2 separate regions of the Homo sapiens genome follow, and region 2 is linked to region 1. Evidence: read pairs that join two places in POLR2A ChIA-PET (ENCODE). Cell type or tissue: CD4-positive, alpha-beta T cell. All regions are shown on one strand. Links, peaks and the distances in the headings refer to the core of each region. The heading gives the core; the rest is flanking DNA.

The links. ChIA-PET counts read pairs that join two places held together with the same protein. Peaks named below come from ENCODE experiments on the same cell type or tissue, not always from the same donor. Only the 100,000 strongest peaks of a DNase experiment are listed, where the experiment ranks them.
Region 2: POLR2A ChIA-PET joins it to region 1 with 6 read pairs; 2 of 35 experiments call an interaction of 5 or more read pairs at or near these places.

Annotation. Positions count from the first base shown.
Region 1 is chr4:169,657,445-169,662,827 of GRCh38, reverse strand. All of the region lies in intron 2 of CLCN3 (chloride voltage-gated channel 3), which reads right to left. Among named protein-coding and RNA genes, the nearest start is that of CLCN3, 40 kb to the right of the region's middle. RefSeq lists a silencer at 2,136-2,195 and enhancers at 2,496-2,595, 1,778-2,650. In CD4-positive, alpha-beta T cell, for the core only: no CTCF peak of the experiment used is centred there; a DNase peak (open chromatin) is centred at 2,657; H3K4me3 peaks cover 945 bases; H3K27ac peaks cover 1,161 bases.
Region 2 is chr4:169,044,005-169,049,387 of GRCh38, reverse strand. No RefSeq gene overlaps it. Among named protein-coding and RNA genes, the nearest start is that of CBR4-DT, 36 kb to the right of the region's middle. In CD4-positive, alpha-beta T cell, for the core only: no CTCF peak of the experiment used is centred there; no DNase peak of the experiment used is centred there.

The sequences.
Region 1 (5,383 bases), core at 108-5,107:
TCATCTTAATTTCTAATCTATCAATAGTATATCAAACTAATTCTAATTTGAATCTACTTATACTTCCAGACTTGACATTATTTACTTAAATAGGAAGCTTCACCATTTACCATCTCGCCTTGAAAAGTAGTATTAAATTCAATTTACTCAACAAAGGTAATCCTTGGCTATAGCACTCAGGGATTTACTAAACAGATCCATGTTTACTTTATTGATATCCTTCACAATTTTATACTTTATCTGCCTCTTCACTATCAGGCTGAAGATCAATTTTAATCATTATAGTTTTGTTCTTCCTCACAGGGAAGCTGATTCAGTTTTTTCGATTTGTTAGCTGCCTGTCTCCATCAATTCCATTGTGTTGACCCATGGCTACAACAGGTCATAAATTATGGACAAAAAATAACATCTTACGCATAGACACTAGGATACTACAGTATGTTTGAGGTAATACAGTACAGTCACGAAAGCCTAATAACTGACTTATCTCTACTACACATACACAATGTTACTTTCAAATAACAATGACTTATATTAATAGAATAAGTCTCATCAAGGGATAAAGAACCTATTTGAGCTGCCAAGAGTGGGACTGATTTAGATCCTAAGCAAGATTCTTAAAGGATTATTTATGAAAGTATAATAGAAATAAAAAGCTTACGTTTAGGTAATATCAGTAACCATGCCTACTCTCACATAAGTTTTGACTTATTTCTTATTATTTGCATATTTTACACTAAGACAGTCCATAAGTAAGTTCTGTCAAAGACTGTTAAGCTTCACAAAAGGAATTTAAATTTCTGAAGCCCAGGTATTCTGATCTATCATCATTAACAACCAAATGTTGTAATAGCATGAGGAAAATACAGTCTGTCTTGTTTTACAGTTTAATTACTGATTAGCAAATAATGTGACATTTGAACAGTCACTATTCATTCACCTTGCTTCCTGTTTAAAGAACTCCTTACCAGAAAACTGATAATCAGAACATAGGAAATAGAAGAATTTATGATCGTAACATTAAGAAAAAAAATTTAAAAAGCTCTGGGTGGTGTGATTACAAGAAATTATTTTCTTCTTTATGCTTTTAGATATTTCTTCCAAATGTTCTAACATATACATATACACATATATCAAAATTTTATTAAGAAGGTAACTCTGTAAGAGAAAGCACAATGTATGTAACATGATCCTTACACAGCTTTTCTCAAAATGTAAAAAGCAAGTTTTTACTAACTACAGAATACTGCAAGATAAATAATGCTACAACTGTTCAGACCCTAAAATAGTGTGTAGCAGACACAATGCAACCAACAGACATTTGTTGAATACATTATAATGTTTAAATTATAGTGGAACTTAATACTAAAAAAAAAGTGTTATCAGAACACAAAGTATATTTTAAATAAAGCAGGCTAATTATATTAGAAAAACATTATTACTTCCTTATATACTTACAAATAAAAGTTTGGGTTAAATCATAAGGTGAGTTTATAATATCATGCAGTAATTCAAACTAATGTGGCTCAAAAATGAAGTCACATAAGCTAAGAGATTTTTCTTGAAGTTCAATTTTTTTCTAGGACAACAAATGTCGACCAGTCTGTTTTTCGAATAAGCAATTAAACAAAAATGAAAAAAAGGGTAGTAATTAACATGCAATTAATTTTAAGGAGACTGAGGAAGTGCCTGCCAAAAGATTTACAGGCATGCTGGGTGCTCTTCTGCTTTTCACAAACCAATATTATTTTTTCTGACATTTAGTCAAATGTGTTTTATCATATCAAATTTCACAAGATACCTGTGGAAGACAATGTAGTATGTTACTCAGCCGAAATACATATTAAATAAAAAGTATTAATATAGAAATTATTCATCTTTACTATCATTTTAAAATGTTCTAAAATGTAGGTAAAGCTTTTGCTATAAATTTACTTTGTGGTGTAAAATCTACATGGTAATTGGCAGCAGCTAAAATATAATGGTACATAGGCACCTGATTTCTCTGTGTAAATTAAAGGAAATGTAAGTTTTCTGAAGGAAGAAAAACATTACTTTTTAGATGCCAACCAACACGACTTTAGTTGGCTGTAAAAGCAGATTAATTCATTTTCAGAGTTAGAAAGAAGATTTTCATGCAGAAGATGGAGTCGGAGCCCGACGTGATCTGAAGCAGTACTAATCTGCACAGAGAAAACAATCAGGGATGGCTACACAACCATTCAGAAGGTTGCATTTTCCCCTTACTAACAACCCAGGGCAACTAAACAACGTACTGCAGTATTTAAAGGACAAACGAGAACCAGTTTAAGCTAGAGGACCGCCCAGCCGCATGCAAAACATACCAACAGAGAATTCACAGCAAGGGGATAGTATTACCTCTTTTATGTAATTCCCTCAGGGGAATACTGTCTCCTCCCCCGTCATAAGGCAAATAAGGGTCGGAAGAAGCATCCATGATTAGAATTTTTAAATAGAAGAAGAAAAAGAAAAAGAAAAAGCTTGCTAGCTTAAAAAGAAAGTGACATTTCTTCCATCCCTGCTGCAGCAAGCAAGGGAGATGCCATATTTGATGAGGTTAAAACTGTAGTTCGACTCGCTGAAGCAACTGGGTTCTTCCACAGTGGATGATGTCATCAAAGGGAAATTATTGCAGCCTGGTTGCTAGTGGCTACAATCTAGCAAGGCTTAGAGGCGGCACAGCCTTCTTAATCAGGTCCTGCTACGTATGACAATGACTAAGCTCCAAGTACAACACACAAAACTGGTTTGAGAATTTTGAAACACTCACAATACAGCTTCGGTAGCATCAGTGGTAACTACAGTAAAACAATAGAAACATTATTTCTTTTGGTTTTAAGATAAATATAAAGGGGAAAAAGTAATACAGAGATGTAAAAAGGAAATTTTGAATGCAGACAATGCCCTTTTTCATTTCTAATGTAGAAAAATGAGAGCAGCACTCTAGTAAGTTTGTGTGGTTTTACGAGAGAATGTACTAGTTTTATACAGTAATGTCATGTGAGTCATAGCCATAAAAAAACTACAATATGCCAAAGGTTTCTCAAGAAACTTGGTTCTAAGTCTATTAAAAATAAAAAAAAAATACTCTATAATACAGCAGCCTTTCATTGAGGATTTAAAAACCGAATAACTGAAGAGTTGAATAGTGTTTTATCCCACTCACCAATCTCCTCCAGCGGCTTCTTGTTTCCTTTCTTGAAGGAACTAGCTAGTAAGACATTGTAGCTTTTGAGGAGAAAGAAAACTATCAACGTACTAAGTAACTTTACTATTGTATGTGTCTAAACTACGCAAAAAAGAGGTTTACTAAGCAGAGGGCTTTCCTATCTCTACTAGCTTCCTATTTTATCTCATAAGGGTTTTGTGTTTTTAACTTTTAGCAAAAATGTGTCTCAAAGTGAGGTACTCAACTGTTCTAGAAATTGTTATAAAATTCAGAAATTGTCTCTTTAATAGAAATTTTTATGAAGTTCAGAAATAAAGCAACTTTCTTGTTTAAAACTGTCATTAAAAACAAAAACAAAAACCGCACAATGCTTATTGAAGATCAGAGTTCAATATTTTATAGCTACCTCTGAGAGGATTCCTCTAGACTGGGAGATTCTCCTCCTGAAATGCCTGTTACACAGTGTCACTAAACAACAACAACAACAAAAGGTGTTGTTCATTAGAAGCAATTCCACAGAACTCAAGGGTTCTATAAAATTTGTTTTCCTAAAGTATTGAATGAGACAATCTCTAAGGTCCACTCGAACTGAAAGTGTTTACATGAAAATTGGAGGTGAGAGAAGGAAAGAGAAAACTCAGAGGGCAGTAAAGAGAAGAGAGAAATTCTCTTCAATTTGTGGAGTACTAAATTTTACTTATTTAGGGTCTTTTTAAAAAACTGTATAGGTTAAATCAAGTTTTTATATTTTAAATCTCAGATAAACAGAGCTTCTTATAAAATCTCACCTGAAATTTGGGAGACAGGGTTCCAGGAAAGGAATATAGACTAGAATTACTGCCACAGGAATATTCTATCTTATCCTGATTCTAGCTATTAAAATTTTTGATAGGATAGTAGGTGATTTTTTTCTTTATTTTCTGTATTTTTCAAATATTCTTGGCAATTTTTTCTCCTATGCTCCTTCCTGCACACTGAGCCAATAGTTTTTTTAAACAAGGAAAGCTTTGACAAAGGCTAACTGTACTAAATTAGCTCAATGTAAATTTGGGAGTGTGTGGTTCTTTTATATGTTTTACCACCATATAATTTTTCTAAATATATAATTGTATGGCATTTATAAAGGATTTTGTTTTTATACCATTCATGTTCTTATATGTCTTTACATAAAAAATGAAAATCTATCCACAAGTTTTCCCGGTATTTGTAGGCACTCTCTTAACTTGTTTTTCCTGATCTACAACTTGATCATAAAGAATGAAAATGACAGTCAGCACTCACTGATGGGGGAAATCCTCCCGGTAAAATAAATACTGACAATGCTTCATATTGTAAAAGTTTTGTAGCCATATTTGAATTATTTTTAAAGATAAACAATTGTGTGTATATATAATATATATCTATATAATTATATTTGTATAGAATTAAGTTTAGAATAAAACACATCAAGCCCTTAGCAATTGTTATCACTGAGACATAAGGTAGAGAGGTTGAGGAGTACATTCAGTGTTTATATAATTCCACACTGTTTAAACAAATATATTACTTTTGTAATAATAAACCTAAAAATCTTTAAAACTTCAGAAGTAAACACATCTCTTGTGTTTATGGGGTCCACAACTGCCACTTTCTTAAAGTAAAAGAATCAGTACACAGGTTAAGTCCAATCACAATTTAGAAAAGCACAAGGTAGACTGGAAGATGTGGCAAAAGAGGACTTTGACACATAAGAGGACTTTGATAGAGACTTTTTATTACCATATTAACAAACTGAATTACAGTCAGGGTGGAGCCCAGATAGAGAGAGAGCAGAAGACAAATTCAAGAATTCCTAGGCATAGCTCTGGAAAAATGCTCAGGATGAATTCTAAAGAACCAAAATCACAAGTAGCACACATGAAGCCATCAAAATTCAAAAGGAGAAGTTATTTTTACTTTCGAACGCACCCTCCACTGTAATCTCAACTTGATGTGGAAATCTGGATAAATCACAACCTCTCTGGGATGTCTCTGTATCTACAAACCAGGAAGGCAGAATAGATGATAATAATATTTTAAGAGTTCTACCTTTAAGCCGCCCCTTGTAACAGTAATGATCTGAGAAATCTACAATATTAGAAGTACTTAAATTTTAAAACAATAAAAATAAATTTTAAACAATTTTTTGCCTTTAAATCTACCAACTTATAGAAA
Region 2 (5,383 bases), core at 153-5,152, 610 kb after region 1:
ATCCCAGCTATTCGGGAGGCTGGAGACTCGCTTGAATCCGGGAGGCGGAGGCTGCAGTGAGCTGAGATCACGCCACTGCACTCCAGCCTGGTGACAGAGCGAGACTCCGTCTCAAAAAAAAAAGAAAGAAAGAAAGAAAGAAACAGTGCATAACAGGGGCAGGGCTGTTTGCAATGTGATGAAAGCATAATGGTGCTGCAGTCCTGGGCCTGATGTCATCTTGAGACTGGATGTTGGTAGGATGGTGCCCTTCTGTAATATGTTTAGTAGCTGCACTTGCTGAATTGACAGCCTCTCTGTTTAAAACTGACAAGGAGAAAATTAAAGTTTCCCCTGCTTTTCATGTCATGCATGAATAACCAATTGCTTGGCAGCTAGTTAAAATTCATATTTCTCTTGTCAGGTTTTTAGAGACTGTGAAGATCAGGTTAATGTAAGCCTTCCCTCCTTTTGCCCTCTTGGCTAACTAGCTAGTTATATTTGCATTTCTTTTTATATAAATCTTTTTTTTTTCCTGTCCCTTTGACAGCACAGTATCAGAGATGGCATATTATCTTCAGATGTGCCATGCTGGAAAGCGTTTGCTCTTATATAAATATAGAGGCAGAAAGAGACTGTCTTTCTTCGCACGTATCCAATCCTTTTAGGTATCCAATCCTTTTAATGACTCCAAGTCAAAGGTTGTTTTTTCTCACCAACAAAAAGGATTTGTCAACTACCAGGAATCTGAGAGTTTTCTAATCCTACTGGGGTGGGAAGTTCTAAACATTGTGACATAGACTTTTCTATTTGTATAGAGTCACTCACAGATCCTACACCATGCAATTGTATCATTGCCTCATGGAAAAGAAGACGCTCTTCAACTTTAACATGTTTTTGACACCTGCTAAACACCTGGTAATGCTAGCTTTCTACTCAGGTCTCTTCTCAGCTCTCTTCTCAGCTCTACAGATTATAAATCTTTAATGCTGACAAAGGAGTTATCCTGCTGCTGCCAGAAAGAAGCTACACAAATTTTGCGATGCTGTGAGGCAAGGCACAAATCTCAGAACTGTGGAAAACAGAGAATCTTTCCCTTCTTCAGTTGTGTCTTCTTGCCACAACTTCCATAGAATCGCAGCTGAGAGTCACTGGCAGCTGTAGCCACATCTTCTCTCCAAATCACAGAGAAATAACTGAGCGGGGAATTAAGAGTTGTCTCTGGGTTGCACAAACAATGTCTCAGGAACACGCTGGCCACCACTCTGTATGAGGAATGAGAACTGGAGCGCAGGATATGAATTTTTCTCACCCTCAAAAAACCCAGGAGAGATACCCTCCTAAGGTTTATAGGAAATTTGTTCCTGACCCAAGGGTCAGAGAATAGCTTACTATGAATTTTAATTGGCTCCCAAGTAATTGCTAATTCATCTCTGACTTTGGCAGGAAAAAAAAATTAAATGTTAAAGAAATGAATTTAGCAGGAAGACTTTTTTCCCTTCTTTTCTTTTCTTTTTTATATGAGCACGGTCCTACAGCTGTTGAAGCCTAACAGAGAAGATGGTAAATAAACATGCAGGGCTAGGGGCGTTCATTTGCAGAACTTTCTGCTTGAAGAGGAGCCTGGAAAACTGCAGGACTCATTTGGGATTACAAATCTTTTTTTTTTTTTTTTTTTTTTTTTTTTTTTGAGACAGGGCCTTACTCTGTCACCCAGGCTGGAGTGCAATGGTGCTATCTCAGCTCACTACAACCTCTGCCTCCCAAGTTCAAGTGATTCTCCCACCTCAGCCTCCTGAGTAGCTGGGATTACAGGCACATGCCACCATGCCCAGCTAGTTTTAGTATTTTTAGTAGAGATGGGGTTCTGCCATGTTGGCCAGGCTGGTCTCGAACTCCTGACTTCAGGTGATCCATCCGCCTCGGTATCCCAAAGTGCTGAGATTACAGGCGTGAGCCACTGCGCCGGGCCTGGATTATAAATCTTTAATGCTGACAAAGGAGTTATCCTGCTACTGCCAGAAAGAAGCTACACAAATTTTGTGATGCTGTGAGGCAAGGCACAGTGGGTGCGAGATGCAGAAGGGACAGGACACAGGAGGGCCTGTCCCCACCATGCAAGTCACATGAAACCAAAACCAACCTAACTTGGGTTTGAGAAACTAAAGTCCCAGGTGTTGGACTCACCTCTTGTCCTTGTGGACTTCAGAGGATCCGTCTTTGTCCCTACCCTTTCCTCTCATTTCCTCCCTCCCCAATTTTTTTCCCTGACATTTCTCTGCTCAAACTCACATTTTCTCTTATTTGATGTCTGCTACATATATAACATACAACATGTTTTAAAATGTATAGTTGAATCATCAAACATTGAGCATTCTTTCTGGGAATTTATGCTGCCTGGCAGATAACGTCCATCTGTTCACTCGCCATTCATTGCCAGTCACCTGTGCCCTTGTCTTTCTCTGTTGTGGAGGCTAAAGAGAGAAATTTTCAACTTCCCCAATTGCCCATGGCTAGGTGGAACCCGAGGAGTCTGGTTCCTGCTTAAATCCCATGTGTGGCTGGGCACGGTGGCTCACGACCGTAATCCCAGCACTTTAGGAGGCCGAGGCGGGAGGATCACCTGAGGTCAGGAGTTTGAGACCAGCCTGGCCAATATGGTGAAACCCTGTCTCTACTAAAAATACAAAAATCAGCTTGGGCGTGGTACGGGCGCCTGTAATCCCAGCTACTCGGGAGGTTGAGGCAGAAGGATCGCTTGAACCCGGGAGGCGGAGCTTTCAGTAAGCCAAGATCGCGCCACTGCACTCCAGCCTGGGTGACAGAACGAGACTCCGTCTCCAACAAACAAAAACAAAAACAAAACAACAACAACAACAAAACCAAACCCATGTGTGATTTTTTTCAGGCCTGACCGACTGCTATTCCAGAGGCATCACCCGTCAGGCCTCACCGGAAGGCTGCACAGCCGGTGCCACCTCAGAGAGTCTCTGGCAAGAGGTCAGCCTCCTCTGGCTGCTCCTGCCCTTTTGTGGATCTGCTTTCCTAGTCCAGGTGCTCTGTTCGGAGGGCTCAGGGACCCTTAAGGGAAGACACCTTTCTTCACTCTGACTCAGTACTTTTACACTCTCAGCTTTTTCCCCTCTCACTACCCAACTCCCCAGCCCCTGGTCCACAACCCTTCAGGAAGCCTTTGGTTAGGGGCCCCCTCAAGAGTGAGATGACCCCCACATCTGTGCTGATCCTCCTGACCCTGAACCGTATGGGTGCATTGTTCCAAGGGGAAAATGAAGCAGGAGAGCTCAGCACTCCCTCCAGTGTTAGCCTCTTGCTTGTACTACTGCAGTGCGGGATTAAAGTCTTCGCTATTACTTCCATTTGTGCTTGTTGTAGCTTCAAGTGGCTACTCTAACACCTGACAGCTCAGCTCCCTTCCAGCTCTACTGAGCTCCTGACAGCGCCATGCGATGCAATTTAATCTAAGAGGAATTCAGCCGCATGGTTATACCGGGGCACGGTGGAGAATAAATGACATTCTGCCTTTGTTCTGCCTAAAATACAGGTGTGATGACTGGAGATGCAGAAGCCATTCCATTATATCAACATAACATGATAAGCCAAGACCCTAAAGATGCTGAGAAAAATGGTCAAAAGAGCTTGGGGTTTTTTTGGTTTTTTTGTTTGTTTGTTTTGTTTTTTTTGAGGCAGTGGTCTCACTGTGTTGCCCAAGCTGGTCTCAAACTCCTGGCCTCAGGCTTCAGCCTCTCAAAACTGCTAGGATTACAAGTGTGAGCCACTGCATGAGACTGGGCTGTTTTTTGTTTGGTTTGGTTTTTTTAGAGACAGGGTCTTGCTCTGTCACCCAGGCTAAAATGTAGGGATGTGATCATAGCTCACTGCAGCCTCAACCTCCTTGGCTCAAGTGATCCTCCCACCTCAGCCTCCCAAGTAGCTGGGAATACAGACATGCACTACCACACCCAGCTAATTAAAAAAACAAAGTTTAGTAGAGACGGAGGTCTCCCTATGTTGCCCAGGCTGGTCTCGAACTCCTCACCTCAAGTAATCCTCCTACCTTGGCCTCCCAAATTGTTGGAATTACAAGCGTGAGCCACCATGCCCAGTACTGTCTGGTTTCTTAATAACATTGTTGAGCCATTGCAATAGCCTTGGGATATTGCTCTTTGTACTTTTTCTTATGCAAGAAAAACAGATTCACAAGTTATTTGATGACTCTCTTCCCATCAAAAGGAAAAGTCTAATTCTTTTTCCCTTGATTATGGATCAGCTTGAGCTTGTTGCTTCTAACAAATGGAAGAGAGCAACATGCTGGAGTGATCACATGGAGGAAGCACAAAGGGATACATGCCCAAGGGGCCCCAGCTGTTCCAGCCCCTAGACATTTGAATCTACTCAGGCACCAAGTAAGCAGGTGAATAGCCTTCAGGTGATTGCGGCCCACTCCCAGCTGAAGCCAAGTGGAGCGCAGATGAGCTTCCCCTGCTGAGCCCTGCCCAAATTGCAGATTTGGAAGCAAAATGAATATTGTTTTAAGCCACAAATTTGTGAGTGTTTTGTTACATAGTATAAGGAGCCAGAACAGCTCTACAGATGTAAATTATAGTCAGATATGTTGCTATTTATAACCAAAGCATTCCTAACTTATAAATGTTTCAACATTAATAAGCAGAAGAAAGTGTAATAATCTTATCAAGGTAATACAAGTTACTTGTTTAATATAACCACCTTCATGGCAAGCCTCAATTTCATAACCTAATCACTTTGAGTACAACTTGGACCTAATGGGTAGCTTTTTTTTTTTTTTTTTTTTTGAGACAGGGTCTTGCTCTGTCACCCAGGATGGAGTACAGTGACACAATCATGGCTCAGCACAGTCTCAAACTCCTGGGCTGAAATGATCCTCCTACCTCAGCATCCTGAGTAGCTGGGACTAAAGGCAGGCCCCACTATGCCCAGCTAATTTATAATTTTTTTTTTTTTCTGTAGAGATGGAGCCTTGCTATGTTGCCCAGGCTGATCTTGAGCTCCTGGGCTCAAGCAGTCCTCCAGCTCAACATCCCCAAGTATTGGGATTATAGGCATGAACCACCACTCTTGGCCTCTGTGTAGCATTTTATAGAAAATATAAAGTTGATATTATAAATTTTATATTAACAGATTTCTATAATTAAAAATCTTGGCTAGATTGTTTTTCCTTTACTCTTTTTTTTTGAGATGGAGTTTCACTCTTGTTGCCCAGGCTGGAGTGCAATGGCACCATCTCGGCTCACTTCAACCTCTGCCTCCCGGGTTCAAGTGATTTTCTTGCCTCAGCCTCCTGAGTAGCTGGGATTACAGGCATGCACCACCACGCCTGGCTAATTTTGTATTTTTAGTAGAGATG